Linked DNA regions of Homo sapiens: region 2 is linked to region 1. Evidence: chromatin loops called from intact Hi-C (ENCODE). Cell type or tissue: dorsolateral prefrontal cortex. All regions are shown on one strand.

Region 1 (8,000 bases):
AGATGAGTCAGGAAGTGAGGCTGACATGTTTTGCTAAGATATGTGAACTTTATCCTGTCTATAGGAAACAAAAGAAGCATTTTAAGCAGGAGAGCCACATGGTTATATTTGCTTTTTAAAGAAAATATTATTTTAGCCATGGTATGATAGATGGATTAGAGTGAAAAATACAGAGAAAGGGAAATAGGAGATTACTGCAATAATCCTGGTGAGAGCAGGGCATCTGAATCATGGCAATAGTGGAGGCATTGGAACAAGGCAAGATTCAAAATGTATTTAGATGGCAGAATTAAAAAAAAAAAACTTGATAATTGCCTGGATTAGAGAATGAGAGCAATAGGCTATTGGTCCCTGGATGTCATTTTTAAATACCCAGAGAGCAAGGAGAGGAGTAGGTTTTTAGAAGAAGAGGCAATGTTAAAAGAGAGTGAGTTCAGGCCAGGTGTGGTGACTCATGCCTGTAATCCTAGAACTTTGAGAGGTAGAGGATCGCTTGAGCTCAGGAGTTCAGACCGGCCTGAACAGCATAGTGAGAGACTTAGTCTCTACAAAAATAAACAGAATTAGCTGGACGTGATGGTGCACACATGTAGTCCTAGCTACATGGGAAGATCGCCTGAGCCTGGGAGGTTGAGGCTGCAGTGAGCTAAGATCATGCCAATGCACTCCAGCCTGGGTGATAGACAGAGCGAGACCCTGTCTTAAAAAAAAAAAAAAAAAAGATAGTGAGTTCAGCTGGGAGAAGTTAAATTATTAAAGGTACAGGTGCTTATTGGACAACCAAGGTGGAAATGATCTAAATAGAGTCAGTTTGAAGCTTAAGAACAAAGTCTAAGTGAAAGACAATATTTAGGAGGCAAAAACATTGAGCTGAAGCAGTCATGCATTCCAAGGTCATGCATGCCCAGGGTTTAACATGTAAGATGGGAAATCAACAGAATCCCAAGGAACAGGCAAGAATGTCAATAGGAGAACATTCTAAATGTTCAGAAGGACGGCCGGGCGCAATGGCTCATGCCTGTAATCCTAGCACTTTGGGAGGCCGAGGCGGGTGGATCACCTGACATCAGGAGTTCAAGACCAGCCTGGCCAAGATGGTGAAACTCTGTCTCTGTTAAAAATACAAAAAAATTAGCTGAGCATGGTAGCAGGCGTCTGTAATCCCAGCTACTCAAGAGGCTAAGGCAGGAGAATCACTTGAACCCGGGAGGCAGAGGTAGTAGTGAGCTGAGATCGTGCCATTGCACTCCAGCCTGGGCAACAAGAGCTAAACTCCATCTCATAAATAAATAAATAAATAAATAAATAAATAAATAAATAAATAAATGTATGTATGTATGTATGTATGTTCAGAAGGACAATGACATTCTACATGTCAGAAGGAAAGCATTCTACAAAGGAAATGACTGACAGTATCAAAAGCCATGAATGAGGAAGACGAGCTTGAAAGGTATCCACTGAATTTGCAACCAGGAAATCATTGGCAACCTTGGACAGAGCAGTTTCAGTAAAGTGGTTAAGACGAGTAAGACTGAAGTGAACAGAGGAAAGAGTAGCAGATAAGGTTATGGAGAAACTATTTGAAGATAGTCTTGCTGTTCATCATTCCTAAATACCCATGAAGGGCAGCTTTGCTTTTTTAGTAAAAAAAAAAAAAAAGAAAAAAAAGTGAATAAGGCTGGGCACGGTAGGAGGCCAAGGTGGGAGGATCACTTGAGGTCAGGAGTTTGAGACCAGCCTGGGGAAAGTGGCAAAATCCCGTCCCTACAAAAAATACAAAAATTGGCCAGGCACGGTAGCTCCCAGGGGTGGGATCATAGTAGCTAACACCTGTAATCCCAGCACTTTGGGAGGCCAAGGCAGGTGGATTACCTGAGGTCGGGAGTTCGAGACCAGCCTGACCAACATGGAGAAACCCTGTCTCTACTAAAAATACAAAATTAGCCAGGCATGGTGGCGCATGCGTGTAATCCCAGTACTCGAGAGGATGAGGCAGGAGAATCGCTTGAACACGGGAGATGGAGGTTGCAGTAAGCCGAGATTGCACCATTGTACTCCAGCCTGGGCAAGTGACGGAGTGAAACTCCGTCTAAAAAAAAAAAAAAAAAAAAAAAAAGCCTGGGCACAATGGCTCACACCTGTAATCCCAGCACTTTGGGAGGCCAAGGTGGGCAGATCACGAGGTCAGGAGATCGAGACCGTCCTAGCTAACATGCTGAATCCCCGTCTCTACTAAAAATACAAAAAATTAGCCGGGCGTGGTTGCAGGCGCCTGTAGTCCCAGCTACTCGGGAAGTTGAGGCAGGAGAATGGCATGAACCCAGGAGGCGGAGCTTGCAGTGAGCCGAGACTGTACCACTGCACTCCAGCCTGGGCAACAGAGCGAGACTCCATCTCAAAAAAAAAAAAAAATTAGCTGGGTGTGGTGGTGTGTGCCTATAGTCACAGCTACTCACAGGTTGAGGTTGGGATGATCACTTGAACCTCAGGAGGTCAAGGCTGTAGTGAGCCATGATTGTGCCACTAGATTCCAGCCTAGGCAACAGAGAGAGACCCAGTCTCAAAAAAAAGTGAGTAAGTATATGTATTTATAAATAATAATAGCAGCTGTTATTTATATAGTATCTAAATTGTTTCAGGCACTGTTCTGAGAGTTTTGCATATATTATCTCATTTAATCTGCACAATAACCCTATAAGGTAGGTACACTGGTACTTTTTTTCCTTTTTTTTTTCATGTCAGACAACGTGCAGACATTAATAAGGTTTGAGGGTAGTACACCTCACACATGCACATGAAAATCCAATCATCGTGCTATGGACTACAAAATGACTACATACTATTACTCATTTTAGAGAAGGCATTTAGAAATTAAGCAACTTGCTTAAAGTTATCCAGTTATTAAGTGGCAGAGACTGGCAGACTCTGCAGTCTGGCTCCAGAGTCCATACTCTTTACCACTACGTTGCACTGGAGACTTAGAGACCACAGCATCTGAGTAAGAGAGCCTCATGCAGCACAGGAGCTCAAAAATGAATTTACTCAAACCTTATATGATGTATTATCTCCCTCCTCCTCCCAAGGGAGAAAAAGAGGGAAATTCCTCTAAGCCTAAAATTTATATCTTAATACATATTTTTGGGTACCATTGCATTTACAAAGGACTAGGGAACTTAATGGGATAAGAGGAGAAATATCTGAATTCTAGCCCAATTCAGCCTCCTAATAGCCATTTAACTTGGACAAATCAACTAATAAGGCTATCCATCTTTCACTTTTCTCAACTATAAGTAGGTATGATAATCCCTGATTCACCTAATTTGCAGTGTTGTTATGAGAATCTAATAAAATATGTGAAAGTTGGCCAGGCGCCGTGGCTCACGCCTGTAATCTCAGCACTTTGGGAGGCCAAGGCGGGCAGATCACCTAAGGTCAGGAGTTCAAGACTAGCCTGGCCAACATAGTGAAACCCCATCTCTACTAAAAATACAAAAATTAGCCGGGCATGGTGGTGGGTGCCTGTAATCCCAGCTACTCGGGAGGCTGAGGCAGGAGAATCACTTGAACCCGGGAGGCGGAGGCTGCAGTGAAGTGAGATTGAGCCACTGCACTCCAGCCTAGGCAACAGAGTGAGACCCTGTCTTGAAAAAAAAATATGTAAAAGTTGGCCAGGCGAGATGGCTCACACCTGTATTCCTAGCACTTTGGGAGGCCAAGGCAGGTGGATCCCCTGAGGCTAGGAGTTCGAGACCAGTCTGGCCAACATGGTGAAACCCCATCTCTACTAAAGATACAAAAATAAGCAGGGCATGGTGGCAGACGACTGTGATCCCAGCTACTTGGGAGGCTGAGGCACGAGAATCACTTGAACCTTGGAGGCAGAGGTTGCGGTGGGCAGAGATCATATCACTGCACTCCAGCCTGGGCAACAGGGTGAGACTCTGTCTCAAAAAAATAATAATAAAATAAAATATGTGAAAGCGCTTCGAAAAAAATTTAAATGTCATATATTTTCTGATGTGGTAATAATATAAGCACCAAAAAGAACCAGTTGGGGGCAGCACCATGCAGCACTTCAGATCCTTGGAAGCGTCGGACCAGTTTTGGCAAGACAGAAAGAATGACTAAAAATAAATCTTCCAACTTCTCAAAAGGGAAACTTGTTGATCTGCTTCATCCTGCTTGATAATCCATCTTTGAAAATCTTAAAATAAGGCATAATGACGGCATAAGCACAGCGCCTTGCTCTCTTCATTCTAGTTGAATCTGCCCAAGATTCACATTTGAGGTGCCCATTTGCTGAAAAGAAACTGAGCTTGTGAACTTCAGGGTTATAAGTGGGCAGTGAAGCTGACATCTAATCATGCAGGCAGATTTCTTTAGCTCTGAAAGTCAAAAGGTAGGCAGTGGTTCACTTCTTTAGCATGATGACAGTGTGATATGTCGGGCCTGTCTTCAGGAGCCACTCAGGTTTCCCAACTGAGTGCCAGGCAGAAGACACTATAATGAAAAGACTGTATGTGCACTCTCTATAGGCCAGGTGACACCAGGACTCTTGGTTCTGGGAAACACTTGTTTACTCTGTTCAGCAGTGTCTCTGAAGGCCCTGGAAATCCATATGCAAAGCCAGAGGGTGGAGAGCACAGGAAAAGGTGACAAAAGATGAGGAATCACACTTGGCTAATAGATTCTGGCTTCTCCAGGCAAACTGGAAAAAGCGCAAACCAAGGACCAGAGAGGGAAAACAAATGGAATTTGCTTTTACAACCCATTTCTCTTGCCTGCCTTTGGTGAATACATTAGTTGGGCTGATAAGCCTGTAGGCCCTCAGAAACCGCTTCTCAATGTTTCAAGACCTCTGCATGCATAAGAAAAGGAAATTTGAGATTTGTCAACAAGGAAGATTTCTTTCTTTTTTTTGAGACGGAGTCTCACTCTGTCCCTCAGGCTGGAGTGCAGTGGCGCCATCTCGGCTCACTGCAACCTCCACCTCCCAGGTTCAAGTGATTCTCCAGCCTCAGCTTCCCGTGTAGCTGGGATTACAGGCTGTGTCACCACACCCAGCTAATTTTTGTATTTTTTAGTAGAGACAGGGTTTTCCCATGTTGGCCAGGCTTGTCTCGAACTCCTGACCTCAGGTGATCCACCCGCCTCAGCCTCCCAAAGTGCTAGGATTACAGGCGTGAGCTACCGCACCCAGCCAGAAGATTGCTACACGGTCTCTGTGCCCATTAGCTGGAATGTTCACTTCTCCATAAGCAACTCCCAGTGCAGACTCAGCTGGTGTGGCCTCTAAACAAATCCCTCTGCAGGAAGCAGAGACAAGAGCAACTGCATTAGCATGTTCAGCTTTCCCGGATGGGGATAACAGCTGCTTTGCTTTCATTTTCAGCTAGACTACTCCCTCGGTCAGCCCTATAAAATGACCCAAGGCATTGGTAATACATTTAATTAATACAGAAGTTTTAATATTTTTAATTGTTGTTATTTTAACCTTTCAAGTTAGAAAACTATAATACAGTCAATAAAATGTGTTATAGATACTTCAATACCTCTCAGTGGCTGTTACCTTTTTCTATACCAACTTTACCTATACCAAAACTTGCCTCACTTCCTCACGGTCTAATAAAATAACAGAGTTTCTTCCATTTCATTTGTGTTTGATACTTGGTTTCATTAAATATATACAGCCTTTTCCTAGAAGGCACTCAATAACTTTCTAAAGTGTATTGGTAATTCAACTATATTATGTAAATAAACCTTTATTACTAAAATGCAAGAAATCATATGCCAACATCTTTTTTAAAATCACCAAAGGCACAGAGAAGTGGACACTCAGTTCTCCACTCAGGAATATCAATTCAGGTTATTTCTACAAACATTTATTGAGCACTCCTCCCCCTACTGCCACTTCCATATGAGAGTAAGAACTTGTCTCTTGGCCAGGCACAGTGGCTCTCGCCTGTAATCCCAGCACTTTGAGAAGCTGATGTGGGAGGATCGCTTGAGGCCAGGAGCTCAAGACCAGCCTGGGCAACATAGCAAGACCCCCACTCAAAAAAAAGATGGTAAATTATATGTTATATGTATTTTACCACGATAGAGAATGTGTGTACAAGTGTCCCCATAGTTCTTTAGTCCCTTCCACTATGTAAGGACACAACAAAAAGACAGGCATTTATGAACCATGAAGTAGGCCCTCACCAAACACTGAATCTGCCTGTGCCTAGATCTTAGATTGCCCAGCCTCCAGAAGTGTGAGAAATAAATTTTTGTTGTTTATAAGCTACCCAGTCTATGATATATTCTTATAGCAGCATAAATGGACTAAGACAACTGCCTAGGCTAAAGAGTATAGGTTCTTCCCACATATCCCTATAGGGTCTGGTAGGTACCAATTCAGGCACAGACAAGCACATAAACATATCCATACAGAGAATATTCTGGACTGGCTCTAGGGAATATGTACCTCTCTCTGAGGTAAATGCACCCAGGACTCCAGTTCCCAATTCTTGCTGATTCTAGTCAGCTACAGTAGTTTCAACCAATTATAACTATTCAGAACAATAAGACAAAATGGTAGTTTTAAAAAAATTTGAATTACCAGTGTACTGATACCTGCAACCAAATAAGCTTATCTCTGAACAGTGGTTCAAAGGCATTCAGAGAAGGTCTGGAGAAAATATCAACTCTAAGAATTATTATTCCTTTTTGAAAAATCTACCCAACTGGCCAGGAGTTAGGGCATTTACCCAAAGAAGATAACTGTGCTGTCATCTAACTAGCAGAGATAATTTGCTACCATCTAATTAGCAACATGGTACTGAGAAAGATTCATCCATCCTTCTGTTCACCTACCCAAACACTGAAAACCTACAATGTGAAACACAAAGATAAATGGGGCCAGTCTCTGCCCACAGAGACTAGTCTAGCCTAGATGGTCTAGTAGGGATGCCATACAATCAACTAACACTTTTTTTTTTTCACACAGGAGAATAACATGATCAGATATGCTACATAGAAATATTCTAACAGTAGTATAAAAATTGTATGAAAAGGTCAGGAACTGAGGCTGGGAGAAGAGTTAGGATAACCAAGGCCTGAATAAGACAATGGCAGCAAGAATGGAAAGGAGGTTATTATCTCAGAGACATTAGAGGTAGAATCAGCAAGATTTGGTGTTTGTTCAAAGGCAAGGAGTAATTAAAGAGATAAGGTCTAAATACAAAGTCAGTCCAGTTTGGTGTTTAGCTCATAGTACACAACTCATTCTCCCATTTAACAGTATCTTTTTAAAATTTATTTTCATTTTTTACAACAGGTAGAACCCACTATCAATAACTTATCATTCTCACGCCTCCCTTAGGTTATTCCATTAGCTTTCTAACCTGTTTTCTTGCCCCCTTTTGCATCTTGAAAAGATTTAGCCCTCATTCCAATCCATTTTCCACAATATAGCCAAGACAATCTTTCTGAAATGCCAACCTGAAGCCACTCTCCTGTTAAAATTATTCAGTGATGTGCTATTACTTGTAGGATAAAACCCACAATCCTTAGAAAGGCACACAAAGCCTTTCACTCCTGCTTATAAAAGTCTGACTCCTGCTCACCTGCACATTTGTACACATTGCTGGTCCCTTTACCTCTAATATCCTTCCCCTTTCCCCACCTAGGCCTGGCTAATATTCACTCATTGTTGAGGATTTAATTCCATTTCATGGTAACCCATAGGCAGGGTTGGGGATAAGAAAGACAGTCTATGCAAAAGGAACACAAAGATAACAAAGCACAGAGATTAGTAATTATTCTTTTTTTTTTTTCTGTATAAGTAGGGGAGAAAGTATGAAGCTAAAAAGTTAAGATGGGCAGTATAATATAGTGGTGACTGCAGTTAGGCTGGCTAGGATTGAATCTCATCTCAGACTATAATAGTTGTAGAGCCCTGAGTTGGTTACTCAGTTTGTTTAATACACATCTATAAAATGGGAATAATAATAGTG
Region 2 (8,000 bases), 520 kb after region 1:
AGCAATTGGAAAATGAAATAAAAGTTTTTATTTATAATAGCTTTAAAAAATCTACTTAGGGATGAGCTTAATAAAAGGAGTGCAAGGTGTTTTTGTTAAAAACGATAAAACATTGCTTAGAGTAATTAAAGAACTCGGTAAATGGAGAAGTACTATGTTCATGTATTATAAGACTTGATATTTTGAGATATCACTTCTTTCCAAATTGATGTATAATCCCAGCAGGCTTTTTTTTTTTTGGTAAAAATTAATAATTGGATTCAAAAATTCAAATCGAAATGCAAGAATCTAGAATATCTAAAGCAATCTTGGAAAATAATAAAGTTAAAGGACTGTACAATCTGACTTTAGGACTAAATATAAAACCACAGAATCATGATAGTGTGGTGCTTGCATAGGGCAGAAAAATAGATCAGTAGGATGCAATAGAGAGCCCAGAAAGGTTAAAAAAAAAATTGTTAGGGAAAGGACAGTGTTTTCAATAAATGGTATTGAAATAAGTGGATATCCATATGAAAAAAAATGAACCTTAATTTCATCTCACATACTACCTCAAAATTAATTTTCACTCATCAAAAGGCTCTACTGGCCTGGCATGGTGGCTCACGCCTGTAATCCCAACACTTTGGGAGGTTGAGGCAGGTGGATCACCTGAGGTCAGGAGTTCTAGACCAACTTGACCAATATGGTGAAAACCCATCTCTACTAAGAATATAAAAATTAGCTGGGCATGGTGATGGGTGCCTGTAATCCCAGCTACTTGAGAGGCTGGGGCAGGAAAATCACTTGAACCCAGGAGGTGGAGGTTGCCGCACGCCGAGATTGCACCACTGCGCTCCAGCCTGGGTGACAGAGCGAGACTCCATCTCAAAAAAAAAAAAAAAAAAAGGCACCACCAATAACTTTAGTAGGCAAGCCACAGATTAGAACATATTTATAAAACACATATGACAAAGGACTTGTATTTAGAAGATTATGAAGAGCTCTTATAATTCAATAGTAAAAAGATAACTCAATTTTTAAAAAGGTAAAAAAATTTTAAGATACTTCACAAAGGAATATATATTGATGGTTAATAAGCACATGAAAAGATACTCAACATCGTTAGTCATCAGGAAAATGATTAAAGCCACAATGAGATACCCGTACACACCTAAATGGCTAAAATGTAAAATGACTAAAATATAAAAAGCTGATACCATGTATTGGCATGAATGTAGAGTAGTTCGAACTTTCTTATATTATTAATGTGAACATAACATGTATTAGCTAGGATGTGAAGCAGTTGAAACTCTCATACATTGTTAATGGGAATGTAGCATGGTATAATCACTTTAGAAAAAGGTCTGGTAGCTTCTTATAAATCTAAATATATATCTACCCTTTAACTGAGTAATTCTACACTTTTAGGGATTTACCCAAGAGAAGTGAAATATAGCTTGTCAAAAAACATGTTATAGGAATGTTAATAGCTGAAAAATGGAATTGGAGAAACGATAAATTAACTGGGGTATATTATTCATATTGCCATTGTTACCTGCAACAACATGGATAAATCTCACAAATACTATGCTGAGTTGAAGAAGCCTATGTAAAAAGGTTTATATTTGTATGGTTCCATTCATATGAAGTTTTGAGGAAGTAAAAGTAATCTGTGGTGACATAATGAGAATAATATTTGCTTGGGGTAGGAAGATAGTGGTTTGTTTGGGGATTTACGAAGAAAGGACATGGTGGAACTTTCTGGATTGATGGACATGTTCTATATTTTGATAGAGATTTAGGTTATCTGAGTATATGTACTTAACAGACTTATCAATTGGCATACGTAAGATTAAGTAATTTAAGATTTGTACAGTTGAATGTTTGTAAATTTACCTAGAAAAACACACAAAAGAATTGCAATCAAATACTGAATTTTAGCAAAAATAATTTTATAAAATAAGCGAATTTTACAAAAATAAGGCATATTAAACTTATTGTGAAAAGTAAACCGGCTGGGCGTGATGGCTGACACCTGTAATCTCAGCACTGTGGGAGACCAAGGTGGGAGGATCACTTGAGGTCAGGAGTTTGAGACCAGCCTGGCCAACATGGTGAACCCCTGTCTCTACTAAAAATACAAAAAAATTAGCTGGGCATGGTGGTGCATGCCTGTAATCCCAGCTGGAGGCTGAGGCAGTAGAATCGCTTGAACCCAGGAAGTGGAGGTTGCAGTGAACCGAGATCGGCCAGCCTGGGTGACAGCGTGAGACTCCATCTCAAAAAAAAAAAAAAAAGAAAAGAAAAAAGCAAATCTATAAAATGTTTAGAAGAAAATATAAGCACATATATTCATGACTGTGTATGAGGGATATATTTCTTACATGGACAGTTGTTTTGGAGAGCAATTTGGAATATCCAGTACTTTATGACTCAGTAGTTCAACATCCAAGAAACTTTTTCTACATGCGCACTAGGAAACAACTACAAGAATGTTTACAAGAGTATTGTTTTAATGGAGAAGAAAAAGATGGAAAGAAAATTAAATTTCCATTTACTAGAGAATAGATAAATAAATATTGGTATATTCATAGACTGGACCACTGTCTGAAGATCAGTGAACTAAAGTGAAATATATCCACATGGGTGAATCTCCCAGTTTTCATAATGTTGGCTGATGTCAACAGAGGAATACATATAATATAATACCATGTATATATAATTTTAAAACATGTAAAACAATACTACTAATTTTTTACAAATCCAAAAACACGTATTGAAAATATTTAAAAAATTAAGAATAGTTGTTAATTTAGGACTGGTGGGAGGTGGGACTTGATACACTTGGAAAGCAAGTCACAGGGGCCCCAGCTGTTATCGTAAAGGTTATTTCTTATGCCAGTGGTGTGTGAAGTCATCTCTTTGTTATATTATTAACTATACTACTTTATTTGTCTAAAATATTTTCTAGTTATCACCCACTGCCCCTAATCCTATTTCATTCCTTCTGTATGCTTGCCACTAATGCCCTTTACAATTCAGCAGCAGTTAATGGCTGGCCTAGAGTGCCTGTAATCTACACTGGGGAGATGGTTCCATCTAGTGGGAAAAATGTTGCATGTATTCTATGAGACATTCCTTTTAGGAAGGAAGGATAAAGAAGTAATAGTTTGCCTGAGTGCTTTTATTTCACAAAAATTTAAGAGACAGGCTGGGCATGGTGGCTCACACCTGTAATCCCAGTACTTTGGGAGGCCGAGGCGGGCGGATCACGAGGTCAGGAGATCGAGACCATCCTGGCTAACACGGTGAAACCCCGTCTCTACTAAAAAAAAAAAAAAAAAAAAAAAAAAAAAATTAGCCAGGCGTGGTGGCGGGTGCCTGTAGTCCCAGCTACTCAGGAGGCTGAGACAGGAGAAAGGCGTGAACCTGGGAGGTGGAGCTTGCAGTGAGCCAAGATTGCGCCACTGCACTCCAGCCTGGGAGACAAAATGAGACTCCGTCTCAAAAAAAAAAAAAAATAAATAAAATTTAAGAGGCAAAGAAAAAGTTGTTATTTAGAAATATGTGGCCTTTTCCATTATTAAGATAATGCTGTGAATTTCCTAGGACATTTAGGTAGACCAACAGGACTCAGATGGGTTCTTATTTCTAACTTGCATATGTTTTGTTTTTCAGAAGGAGTTGAGCCTTCCAAGAAGAGGCAGCTTGTAAGTAGATGATTATTACCATTATGATTATGATCTCCTACTTAGGAACCCCTCTTGGGAACATTTCCCACTATCATGTGGAGGAATCCCGCTCAGTACACAATTTCTTTCTGTGTACTCCTATCTGAGCTAGGGAAGCCAGCAGGCCAACTGACTTCTCCCACTAGGTCAGATCTTCCCCTCCTCCCCATTCCTCCCGACCTCCAAACCTCTTCCCTCTCAGTTTCTACATAGCATTCTGGGAAAGTTACAACTTAAATATTCATCACAGTCTTATACTTGTGCTTTGGGATTTACTGAGTTTTCGTAGACTCAAGCTAAGGAAGTAGGAATATTAAAATGGAAACCCTTTGCATTTACATCTATCCGGTAACATGGTATGAGGAGAAGACCAACTTTTCTGATAAGTTGAGGCAAGGCCAGCTAAGTTTGGAGACTATGTTGAATGGAATAGGTTCCCAACCTGTTTGGTTTTTTTCTGGCTTCAGGGTTAGGGGAGATTAATAAATAGTCTTTGCCCCTGGATTTTAATTTCTTAAATTCTCTTGGACTGCTTTTCCTCTAGGAATTCTGTTGGGGCAGTATTAGAAATTTGGCCAATCAGAATCTCCTGGAATGTTTGTTAAAGTGCAGAGTGTGAACTTAATGCATTAAAATCTCTGTGTTGGGGCCCAAAAACCTGTACTGTATATACCTAAAACATACTCATATTTACCATGATTTACTAGTAAAGTCACATCTGGGGAACCCTAAGGAAATAGAGCTGTGATAAAACAATGGCTTTTAAACTTTTCCTTAACAAAAAAAGAGATGTAATTAAGGAGGAGATCACAACAGCATTCATATTTATTAAGTATACTTTATATACACATCATATGCAATTTTTAAATGTTTAAATGAAACATGTAGTAATTCTTTCTGTTACTGTCCATTTTAGGATTTTGTTTTGTGAAAAATGCTCTAGTGATTAAATTTTCCTCTGAGGTTTTTGTGAAGCCTTTTGGGCTGTTTACGAAAACTTATTTTGGTTTGATATGAAGAGGCTTGAGTCAGAAAACTCATAAGGTTCAGTCTTGACCATGCCATTTAACTAGCTTTGTAAACCTAGACAAATCACTTTATCTTCTTAAACCTCAGTTGCCTTATCTATAAAATGAAGATAATGTTACCTGTGTTTTCTTCTTACTAAGCCTGTTAGAAGGATCACTTAATATATGTATAGTGCTTTATTACTTATAGTTTAATTTTAATATATATTAGTTTTAGAATTCTTAATGGGTTAAATTTGGATGAATTCTATTATTTAAGAGGCACATTTTAAATTTTAAATTCAGTTTCTAGCAGTGGATATTCAGTCTAGCTTCACAAGTGTCCTGAGTCTTCTGTAAATGGCAAGGGCTCTACCAGGACTCTTAGAGGAATGAGACACCAAATAGGTATGCATAACTGAAAAGGAGTAGCTTTTCAGCATCATAGTCAGGAAATATTTGTACTTGGTCATTTTTCTACTATTTCTGCCCCCCCCGCTTTTTTTTGGTTGCTTCTATTTGAAAACTGCCTGAGATTTGCCTTTTCTTAGTATTAAGTGAAATAAATTAAGGCCTGAGACAGGTAGCTTCTTGCAGAAATGTGTGTCCTCAATGAATGGAGTTGCTGGGAAGAAGGAGAAGGAGGAGTATTCTTATTTTTATTTTATACCAGAATAATTTTTTGGTCATTTTAGTGATATCTAAAGTTAGGCCTACTCTAACTGCCTTAAAAACGTTTAATTAATAAGGATCAGAAATAGATTTTCCCTCCTCTTTTTTGATAAAGTAACTCACATTTAAACAATTGATCACTCAGTAAATACACAGTAATATCTACTCTGGGTCAGGTGCGGTGGCTCACACCTATAGTCCCAGCACTTTGGGAGGCTGAGGTAGGTGGATCACCTGAGGTCAGTAGTTCGAGACCAGCCTGACCAATATGGTAAAACCCTGTCTCTACTAAAAATAAAAATAAAAATTAGCCGGGCGTCATGGCGTGCGCCTGTAGTCCCAGTTACTCAGGGGGCTGAGACAGGAGAATTGCTTGAATCCAGGAGACGGAGGTTGCAGTGAGCTGAGATCATGCCACTGCACTCCAGCCTGGGCGACAGAGTGATGCGCCGTCAAAAAATAAATAAATAAATAAATAAAAAAGCCTACTCTGTGCTGGGTAGAGTGATCTAAGTTCTGAGGCTGTTAAGATTCAATTAGATAAATTCTTCTCTTTTGAAGAGCTTACACTTAAGTAAGCCAGAAGTTCTTCAGTTCTTTAATATAAACAATATCCTTTCTTATCTTTAACATTAGAGGAGTCGAAAAAGTTTTGTTCTGGAAGGAAGCAAGGAAACATGGGTACTAATATAGGCTTTGCCACTAACAAATTATGTGTGGCTTTAAAACAGGAGCTCCCACTTCTGGACCTGAATTGCCATACTTGTAAAATGAAGGGATTGGCTACCTGATCTCTATGCTTAGTCATCTCCCCAAACAGTTAAAGTTCCATGGTACCTCTTGTACACAGAGCTGGGCAAGTCTTTGTAGGGAGTGTGCAGTAGGAGGCAAAGTACTGCTTAGCATTTGTAGTAAAGAAAACAGGTAAGAACCACAAAACAAATATTTGAATAAGTTTAATTACTACAAAATTTGTTGTGTGGAAAAACTGATGTTAATAAAATGAGTGACTTACCATTTGCTCCACTGTTTCTCGTCCTCATAGCCTGATCTGGAAAATTTTTAAAGTTTCTATAATTGTCATTTAAGTCTTGGTCAGAAGGAGGGGGCATCATATTTGTGTCCCTGTTTGCCTTTCTTAGAATGGTTCTCCCAAGAGCGAATCCTATGGTGTGCTCATTCCAGGTTATAAAGGCCCGTTTCCTCTGATATATCCTTCATGGACATAGAGAAATTTAGAATTTGCCTCTAGTTTGGTGTTCTTGTCCTTTGAGAGAGCGTTTTTGTTAATTAATTTTTGAGGCTTTCAATTGCTGTGCTTTTCACGTAATATGTTAGTTGCATTAAAATGGACAGGAACTCAAATATGAGTTTCTAGACTTATGTGACAACTTGGCATTATACAAAATACACATTCTTCCACTCAACAAGTAATTCCTCCAAAGTCTCCAAATTGGTAAGTGGAAGTATAGCATAAAAATTAACAGCTTGGGTTTGCAAGTCAGGCAGATGTGGGTTTCAGTCACGGCACTATTACTTACTAGATGTTTTTTGGTAAAATCAGTTACTATATTTTTGTCTTTTTGCCTCCATTCACTTTGTCATTTGCTCAAATCTTTCCATCCATGCATCCATCATACTATATTATTTTAGTTCCAGTTAGGTGTAGGCACTATTCTAGATACTGGAGATACAGTAGTGAATAAAGCAGACAAGGTCCCTGTGCTCATGGAGTTTCCATTCTACTTAAGAGAGACAAAAACATGTATGATATGCCATATGGTACTTACTGCTATGAAGAAAAATAAAGCCAGATATCAGAGAGGAGGATGTGTGTTTCTGTGGGGGTGAGGGTTTAAATTTTAAATTTTAAATTGAATTGTCTAGGCTGGGTGTGGTGGTTCACACCTGTAATCCGAGCACTTTGAGAGACTAAGGCAGGAGGATCGCTTGAGTTCAGGAGTTTGAGAACAGCCTGGGCAACATAGTGAGACCCTGTCTCTACAGAAAAATTTTAAAAATCAAAAAATTTTGTATTGTCCAGGAATTTTCTCATTAAGGCAACATTTGAGCAGAGAACAGGAGTCTGGAATGAGTGATACTGAGATAGAGATAGATCGATAAATATATATGTATATATTATATATATTTATATACTTATATAAGTATACATATATATTTATATATTGTATACATATTTATATATGTATCTATAAGTACACACACACACACACACACACACACACACACACATTTATAGTGACATTGGTCAGATTAGGGAAGAGAGCTGTTACATTCTAATACGCAAAATGCAAACATCATCTATGCCTGCCACGATAAGGGCTTTATTGGGGCAAGGTGGTTATGAAAGTTCTTTTGGCCTGGCTCATACCATTTATTTTAGATGTAGCTTCCTGAAACTAAATCATTTTCATTTTTAGAAAGCTATTTCATATTTAAACCCATCTGGGTATTTTTTTAATGCATTAAAAATGTAGTTTAGAATATCAGACCTAAGGGAGTTGATAACTTTGTTCAAAGTACAATATCTGTGAAAAGAAGATTTTGAAGTTCTAAAGTTACTTGTATCTGTTTACCCAGGCTAGAA

Evidence for each region. A loop is a pair of places that touch in the nucleus more often than their neighbours do. Peaks named below come from ENCODE experiments on the same cell type or tissue, not always from the same donor. Only the 100,000 strongest peaks of a DNase experiment are listed, where the experiment ranks them.
Region 2: it touches region 1 in a loop (3-fold over the local background); 6 of 110 quality-filtered maps call a loop at or near these places.

The regions. Positions count from the first base shown.
Region 1 is chr1:45,355,916-45,363,915 of GRCh38, forward strand. All of the region lies in intron 4 of TESK2 (testis associated actin remodelling kinase 2), which reads right to left. It also overlaps the pseudogene LOC124904849. Among named protein-coding and RNA genes, the nearest start is that of TOE1, 20 kb to the left of the region's middle. RefSeq lists enhancers at 3,980-4,079, 4,340-4,419, 4,550-5,049. In dorsolateral prefrontal cortex, CTCF peaks have their summits at 4,069 (motif pointing right), 4,270 and 5,342; DNase peaks (open chromatin) are centred at 4,056 and 5,296; H3K4me3 peaks cover 1,578 bases; H3K27ac peaks cover 3,171 bases.
Region 2 is chr1:45,878,704-45,886,703 of GRCh38, forward strand. MAST2 (microtubule associated serine/threonine kinase 2) reads left to right here. Exons shown (of 29, transcript NM_015112.3): 4 at 3,661-3,692. The region is part of intron 2 of LOC105378694 (a long non-coding RNA gene); the gene reads right to left. Among named protein-coding and RNA genes, the nearest start is that of MAST2, 79 kb to the left of the region's middle. In dorsolateral prefrontal cortex, a CTCF peak has its summit at 3,060 (motif pointing left); no DNase peak of the experiment used is centred here.